Regions from separate parts of the Homo sapiens genome. Here region 1 is linked to region 2. A link is a loop called in an ENCODE intact Hi-C map of the cell type or tissue named here. Cell type or tissue: Caco-2. All regions are shown on one strand. Region 1 has its middle 21 kb from the start of FAM95C. Region 2 overlaps ANKRD18A (ankyrin repeat domain 18A).

Region 1 (4,000 bases), 59 kb after region 2:
CGCCTCCGCGAGCCGCCGCCTGGTTCATACCTTCTTATTTTTTCTGCATTTCTGGTTTTTGAAAAATTTTATACAAAAAGCATTCAACAAACAACAGTCAAAATGATTGTGATTGTATCCAGCCTCTATCATTTTACATTCTATGTGATTTTAAGGAATAGTCTTAAGCACCCTGAGTTTCATTTCCTTGATCCTTAAAGGGGTTTATATCTACTTCATTGGGTGTATGAGAACTGACATCCTATTATGTATAAAATGCTGAAAACAATTCCCAGCACTGAACAAAATTTGCAAGCTAATATATCATCGTCATCATCAACAATAACAAAAAATAATAGCAACATAATATACTATTATAGCTCATTACACCATGTCCCTATTTTGTGTGTTGCCTATTATTTTCATCAAAATAGAATTATCAAGTTATTTTAAGTCATTATTTGTGCTTCTGATTATTTCTTGGAATATTAAAAAACAATTTGGGGGATTGTCTTAGTCCATTTCTGCTGCCAAAACGAAATACCACAGACCGGGCAATTTATAAACAATAGAAATTGATTTCTCATGGTTCTAAAGGCTGGGACGTCCAAGATCAAGGTACCAACAGGACTGATGTCTGGTGAGGGCTGTTCTCTGTTTCCAAGATGGTGCCTTTTTGCTCCATCCTCCAGAGGAGCATAACACTGTGTCCTCACATGGTGGAAAGGATGGAACGGGACAAACTCACCCTTTCAAGTCTTTTTATAAAGGCCCAAAACCCATCCATGAGGGCTCCACCCTCATGACTTAATCACTCCCTGAAGGCCCAACTTCTTAATTCTATCACATCGGCAATTACATTTTAGTACTTGAATTTGGGGGATCAGCGGGTATAAAACACTTTAAGAATATTGAAGCCTGTAGCCAAGTTGCACTCCACAACAAGTGAATCACCAATAGTAAAAGAAAAAAGTATAATTTTATTGCTATATTTTTACAACAGCAGATTTGTAAATTAAAATGTTACCTCGCCAATTTGATAGGCATAAAGTGTTACAAAATGTTCTCATTTCAACATGACATTGCAAGTAATTTCATATATTCCTCATTTTTTATTTCTGTGAATCCTGTCTTTAGCCATTGATTTATAAACGGTCCATGTAATAATTTAACCTTGTATTTCTCATGTATTTTTAAATATTTTTCTAGTTTTTTTTTTTTTTAAACTATGCTGTGCTATGCATGAAGAATTTCTAATTATTTTAATTTAATTCATTTAATTTTTCTTTTTTTTTTTAATTTGAGAGAGTCTTACTCTGTTTCCCAGGCTGGAGTGCAGTGGCACGATCTCAGCTCACTGCAACCTCTGCCTCCCAGGTTCAAGCGATTCTTCTGCCTCAGCCTCAAGAGTAGCTGGGATTACAGAAGTGCACCACCACGCCTGGTTAATTTTTGTATTTTTAGTGGAGACCAGGTTTCACCATGTTGATCAGGCTGGTCTCGAACTCCTGGCCTCAAGTGATCCGCCTGACTCAGCCTCCCAAAGTGCTGGGATTATAGGCGTGAGCCACCACGCGTGGCCTCTTTCTTTCCTTTTTTGATTTGCTTAAGAAATCCTAAGACCTCTCAAAAAACATGAAATTTCTATTATAACATAATTAATTGTCCAGCTGTTTAGAACTTATTTTGTTTGTGTGTAAAAATTGTCAAACAACTTTATAGCCTCCAAATAATTACCTAGTTTCCACAACACCGTTCAGTAAATTATTCTAAATTTTCCACCAAATTTATAGCATCAAATTATCAGGTACTTTATTTTTATTTATAATATAATGATTTTCTTTTCTCTGTGTTCTATTTCTTTTATTTATCAGGTTATTTCTATGCTCGTAACTTAATTATTTATCTTTTTTATTACTACATGAAATGCATTGCATATACGAAAGTTCATGAATGAACTTTTCATCTTTTCATGATGAACTTTTCCAACATAACTTATTGATTATACTTTCCTATTTATTACTCTAAATGAATTTCAGAATATCTTTTTTATAACATATTTGTTCCTTGATTACAATTCTATCAATAAATTGAATTTGTAACATTTAGCAGCTTTTGAATACTTAATTCTTTTTCCCATCACCCTCATATTTTTTCTAGGATTTTAAAGTTTTCTTTATGTCATTTCCTAAGTTCATGGGTTCTTTTATCTGGTTTATATGTATTTCTCTCTGTTTCTAAAACATCATAGTTGCATTCCTATTTGGGTAGAATCCTTCCTCTGAATATTCCCTAATCATTAGCATGAACACTTCTTCCCTACTTTTTTGTTCCTCAGTTATGGGAGTGCCTGTTGTGCTTTGATCTTTGAAGGAGCATTTTATTTATTTTTATGTTATTTTTTATTGTTTTTTATTTTTTTGAGACGGAGTCTTGCTCTATTGCCCAGGCTGGAGTTCAGTGGCTCAATCTCAGCTCACTGCAGCCTCCACCTTCCGGGTTCAAGCAATTCTCCTGCCTTAGCCTCCTGAGTAGCTGAGATTACAGGTGTGTGCCACCACACTTGGCTAATTTTTGTATTTTTAGTAGAGACAGGGTTTCAACCATGTTGGCCAGGCTGGTCTCGAACTCCTGGCGTCAAGTGATCCACCCACCTCGGTCTCCCAAAGTGCTAGGATTACAGACGTGAGCCACCACACCCCGCCTGAAGGAGCATTTTAAATTTCAGTGAAGGTCTCTGAATTGGGGAGAATGAAAACACACAGAGGTTTGGGATGAAAGTGGGCATGATGGGGAAGCAGAGGGGCTTTCCCCCTAGTGTGTTTCTCTTCTCTGTGGAGAGCGATGAAAACAAGAGGGACATGAGGGGTGGCAACTGGAAGACTCTTCACTGCTAGATTTGCCACAAATGGCTGCAGAAACTTTCCTCGTTATCCATAAATTTCAGTTTTTTCATTCGTAAATGTTAATGCTGGGAACAGATCATCTCTTAGGTTCCATTTAGAGCCCATAGAGCCCAATGGTGAAGGGCCTGGTCCCAGGAGGCATGCTGAGCAGAGGCTGATCCTGTGCTGAGCAGATGCCGACACTGTGCCTTTCAGGTTACTCCAGGTGGGTCAGTGGGAAAACTTCACTTCATTGACAGGGCCTTAATTGTTGGGACCTTGTCAGACACCCCTTTGCAGACAGTGTCACTGAGACTGCAGTTGCGATGATAATGACAGCTGGTGTGGGGAGGTCAGTTCCAGGATCCTTCCCTATATCTGGGGACCTTCTCTGTTATTCCCCTCCAGGCCCCTGCTCTCAAAGGCTCTGTGTGTGTGAGGAGGCGGCTGCAGAACAGCAGACTTCCCTTTGGTAAGAGCCTCCCCTTTCCAAGTCTCTGTGCGTGAGGAATGCACAAAACAGGGACGTGCTCCAGTGAATTATAACAGTGTATTAAGTTACTGTTATTTTGTGGTTGTTGAGGATCATGATGGTATATTAGCTAACATGTCTTAGCCAGACACGCTCTTTGGCATTTTATGTATATAGTACTATATCAATTCTCACACATCTATTACAGTAGCTGTAATTATAGTCCCCCTCTTAAAGATAAAGAAAATGAAATTCTGATTCAGAATATTGCTTGAAGTCTACAGTGGGTAAGTAACAGAGCCTGGTTATAATCCTAGTGAATTTGAGTAGTTTTAAATAAACACCTTATGGAAGTTTCTTTCTGGCATCCATGGTTTCTGATGTCACGGGAATTGTCCTCATATAGAGAATAGAGCATTTCTCTTTGGTTTTTTCGAGTTTTCGGAAATCTGGTCATGGTGTATCTGGACATGGATTCATTTGGACACGACCCCTTAGTGGTTATCTTATCTCCTTGAATTTATGTATTTCACCATGTTTGTGATGTTTTTTGCCATTATTTGTTCAAAAATGTTTTCAGTCAGTCCTGTCCTTTTTTTTTTTTTTTTTTTTTGAGACGGAGTTTTCCTCTGTCGCCCAGGTTGGAGTGCAGTGGCATGATCTC
Region 2 (4,000 bases):
GCCAGTATGGTGACTGTGGCCCTGGATTACCCAATCTCAAGAGCTCTTGAGAATGCTTCATGAGACAGTCACATTACAGTTTGGTTTTGTACATTTCCAGCAGACAGAGTTGTAGGGAAAATCATAAATCAATATGAGGAAGACATACATTGGCTCAGCCTAAAAGTGGGACATCAAAAAGGAGGGGCTAACAAGTCATAGGTGGGTTTTAAGGATTCTTTAGGTGACAATTGATAAAGAAAATCTGTTGTCTAAAACTGGAAATAGGTATAAAGGAAGGCCTTAATTAAGATAAGGTCATTATGGAGGTTAAGGTTCTTATTATGTAGATGAAGCCTCCTAGCTGGCAGCCCTCAGAGAAAATAGAGGGTAAATATATCTTTTCAGACTTGAAATGCATCAGGATCTTAGTTAATCTTCCCTAGATCTGGGAAGACCTAGAAGGGGAGAGATTGGGCTACATTAATGAAGACTTCTTACAGATGCAGATTCCCCCACAGAAGGCAGCTTTGTACTGCCATTTCAATCTCTTGGCCCTGCAACAGCCATTTCAAAATATGTCAAAAAATATATATTTGGGGGTAAAATAACTTTGATTTTTTTCAGCTTCTTCTCTCTGTGATGCTGTACCAGAATCAGGTTAGAAAGTAAACCACATTATAAGAGTTAATAAAACCCATCTGATGAGATTTGATTGTTTGAAGGGTGTGATTCCCAGACCCTTTAGATAGAAACTGGGGCAAAAGAATACAAGGTCTTGCTCCTCAATATAAATCTCTCAGTGCTTTAAGCAGTGAAAGATTTTTCATTTAATTTTACAGACTTGATACTAATAAAAAGATACTTTAAAATATATGTATGTATATATTTTTCCTTACAAAAGATGTGCTGTTGATTCTCTTATGTCTTGAACCCTGGCCAGTGATCTGAAACGAAGCAGCCCATGTCTCCAGATCACTAGTACCAAATAAATTTTGGGGTGTAACAGGTTTATTGAGAAGTAATTAACACACCATGCAATTCACTCATTTAAAATATACAAGTCATTCAATTTTACTATTTTCAGAGTTATGTAATCATCATTACATCAATTTTAGAACACTTTCATCACCCTAAAAACAAACCCCACATCATTTAGCTATCTTCACTAGTTTTCCCTTCCTCCCTCAGCCCTAGGGAACCACCCACCTTCTTTGTATAGATTTGCATATAAGCCTCTGAAATAAAAAGCAAGTGGTCGACTGGGACTGGCTTATTTCACTTAGCATAATTTTTCATGCTGCATCTGTGCTGTAGCAGGTATTGATGCAGGGCTTTCGCTCCTTAGTTCAGCCAAATCTGGGTTCTTCTCTCATGACCAGGAAAAATTAGCCATGTGGACCCATTGAAGGGTGAGAAGGACAGAATTTATTAAGTGAAAGGGAAGCTCTCAGCAAAGAGAGGGGTCCTGCAAACAGATTTCCACCTCACAATTGAATACCAGGACAGGCACACAGGAGCTGAAGAGGCCAGGCTCCTCCTCTGCATAAGGCGTGAATTCCTGGTGGCTCCACCCCATCCCCCCAGTGCATGTGGGCCTCCAGTCTGCTGCTGGCAAGTCCAGGCAAGCCCCTGTGCAGGTTCCCTTATCTGCACCGGACGTTTTATCTGGTGTAGACACTTGTGGGCCTGGAGATTCTCTGGGGACCCTTCCATATCTGCCTAGGCATTTTGCTGTCTCCTGCTTCTATCAGTATCAGTACTAAATTTCTTCTTATTGCTGAGAAATATTCCATTGTATGGATACATTAAACATTTTATGTAACCATTCATGAGGTGATGGACCTTTGGGTTCTTTCCACTTTTTGACTCTTATTAATAATGCTGCTGTAGGCCAGGTGTGTTGGCTCACACCTGTAATCCCAGCACTTTGGGAGGCCAAGGCGGGTGGATCACGAGGTCAGGAGTTCGAGAGCATCCTGGCCAACATGGTGAAACCCTGTCTCTACTAAAAATACAAAAATTAGCTGGGCATGGTGGTGTGTGCCTGTAATCCCAGCTACTCAGGAGACTGAGGCAGGAGAATTGCTTGAACCCGGACCCAGGAGGCAGAGGTTGCAGTGAGCTGAGATCACGCCACTGCACTCCAGCCTGGGCTACGGAACAAGACTCCGTCTCAAAAAAAATATAGTAATAATGCTGCTGTAAACATTTATGTATGAGTTTTTGTGCTTGCATATGTTTTTATTTTTCTGGAGTATATACTTATGACTGGAATTTCTGGGTCATACAGTAACTTCATGCTTAACCTTTTGAGGAGCTGACAGTTTGTTTTCCAAAGTGGCTGCACCACTTTACATCCCCGGCAGCATTGGATAAGGGCTTTAATTTCTTTACATTTTTCCTAACACTTATTTTCTCTTTTTTATTGAACAAAGATTTGGTCCTGTGGTGTGAAGTGATACCACAAGGTGGTTTTGATTTACATTTTCCTAATGACTAATTACATTAAGCATCTATTAATGTGCTTATTATCCGTCTTTATATCTTCTTTGCAGAAATATCTATTCAAATTCTTTGCCCATTTGTTAAATTGGGTTATCTTGTTATTTATGAATGGCAAGGGTTCTTTATATATCCTATATATGTAAGTCCCTTATCAGATATACACTTTTCAAATACTTTCTTCTACTCAGTGTCTTGCCTTTTCACTTCTTGATACTGTCTTCTCAGGCACAGCAGTTTTCAATTTTGAAGTCCATTGAATCCATTTTTCCTTTGGAGTCATAGCTAAGAAAACACTGCCAAATGCAGTCACAAAGATTTATGCCAATGTTTTCTTCTGAGAGTTTTATAGTTTTAGCTGTTACAGTTAACTGTTTTGAGTTAATTTTTAAATATGGTATTAGGTGAGAGTCCAACTTTGTAATTTTTTTTGCACATGGATACCCAGTTGTTCCAATATCATTTATTGAAAAGACTATTTTTTCCCATTCTGTTTTTTTGTTACCTTGTATAAAATCAATTGACTGTAAATGTGCAGGTTTATTTTTAGGTTATCAATTCTTAGTTTATGTCTATTCTTATACGAGGACCAAATTGAATTTACTGAGAAAATTTTTTCAATCATGTTGCATATTACCAGTTGTCTTATGTCATAATAAAAATTAAATGTAGTAGAATATCTTTAACTTCACCTTTTGTGTCTCAAAGGAGTCTGTGGCCAGCTTATACCTTACTTACTCTAAGACATGATGGCAAGTCAGGCTTACGAGACACACTATTTCTTTTTTTCTCCATTTGAACCTTTAGTCTCTTATCCAGTGCCTCCCTCTATAGTTTCATTTTCAGTAAATTTTGGTCGCAGTATCTGCTGAAATAGTCTACTATTTAGTGCCTTATGTTTTACTAACTCATTATAATTCATAGAATCATCCATAGATGTTTACCATCCAGGAAGGAGGAGTTTAAGTCTGAGCTGCCAGCTTTCCTCAGTGGAAATCAAGTGAAGTCATCATCTTTCAGTTCACAGATCCTCTTTCCACCTGGCATCTTGTTCTCTTGTGTAACACTGTGGCTAATCCTTTTCTTGGTGCAGATCTTGCATTCTCAGAAACCACGGTTTCTGTATTGACCTCCTATTACTGAAACAGAGATGCACAGCTCTGCTTTCTAGCTCAGTAGAGGATTCTTGGAATAAAAAGTTTAACTCATTCCAAGAAAAAGTTTTAGGAGTGCAGCACTTAAAAATCAGGTAATATTCAGGCAATTTATCAGAGACAAATAGTAGATTAGTATTTTGAATTTCAAAATTTCAGAGCCAAGTTGTGTGCTATAGAGAAGCATTGCGGTATAATACAGAGATGGGATGGTCTTAACTTCTCCATGCAAACAAACGTGAAGTAAGGTAAAGGAGAAAATGCATTTGATGTCTTAACACTCAAAGTATGCTGTGTTTATTTTACTTCTGTGAAGAGTAAAAGTCATTCCATAATTTTCTCCTTATTTCCTCATTGAGAAA

Evidence for each region. Hi-C counts contacts between places; a loop is a spot of excess contacts. Peaks named below come from ENCODE experiments on the same cell type or tissue, not always from the same donor. Only the 100,000 strongest peaks of a DNase experiment are listed, where the experiment ranks them.
Region 1: it touches region 2 in a loop (13-fold over the local background); 1 of 110 quality-filtered maps calls a loop at or near these places.

Annotation. Positions count from the first base shown.
Region 1 is chr9:38,522,688-38,526,687 of GRCh38, reverse strand. It overlaps the pseudogene FAM220BP. Among named protein-coding and RNA genes, the nearest start is that of FAM95C, 21 kb to the left of the region's middle. In Caco-2, no CTCF peak of the experiment used is centred here; no DNase peak of the experiment used is centred here.
Region 2 is chr9:38,581,559-38,585,558 of GRCh38, reverse strand. The region is part of intron 12 of ANKRD18A (ankyrin repeat domain 18A); the gene reads left to right. Among named protein-coding and RNA genes, the nearest start is that of ANKRD18A, 37 kb to the left of the region's middle. In Caco-2, no CTCF peak of the experiment used is centred here; a DNase peak (open chromatin) is centred at 1,578.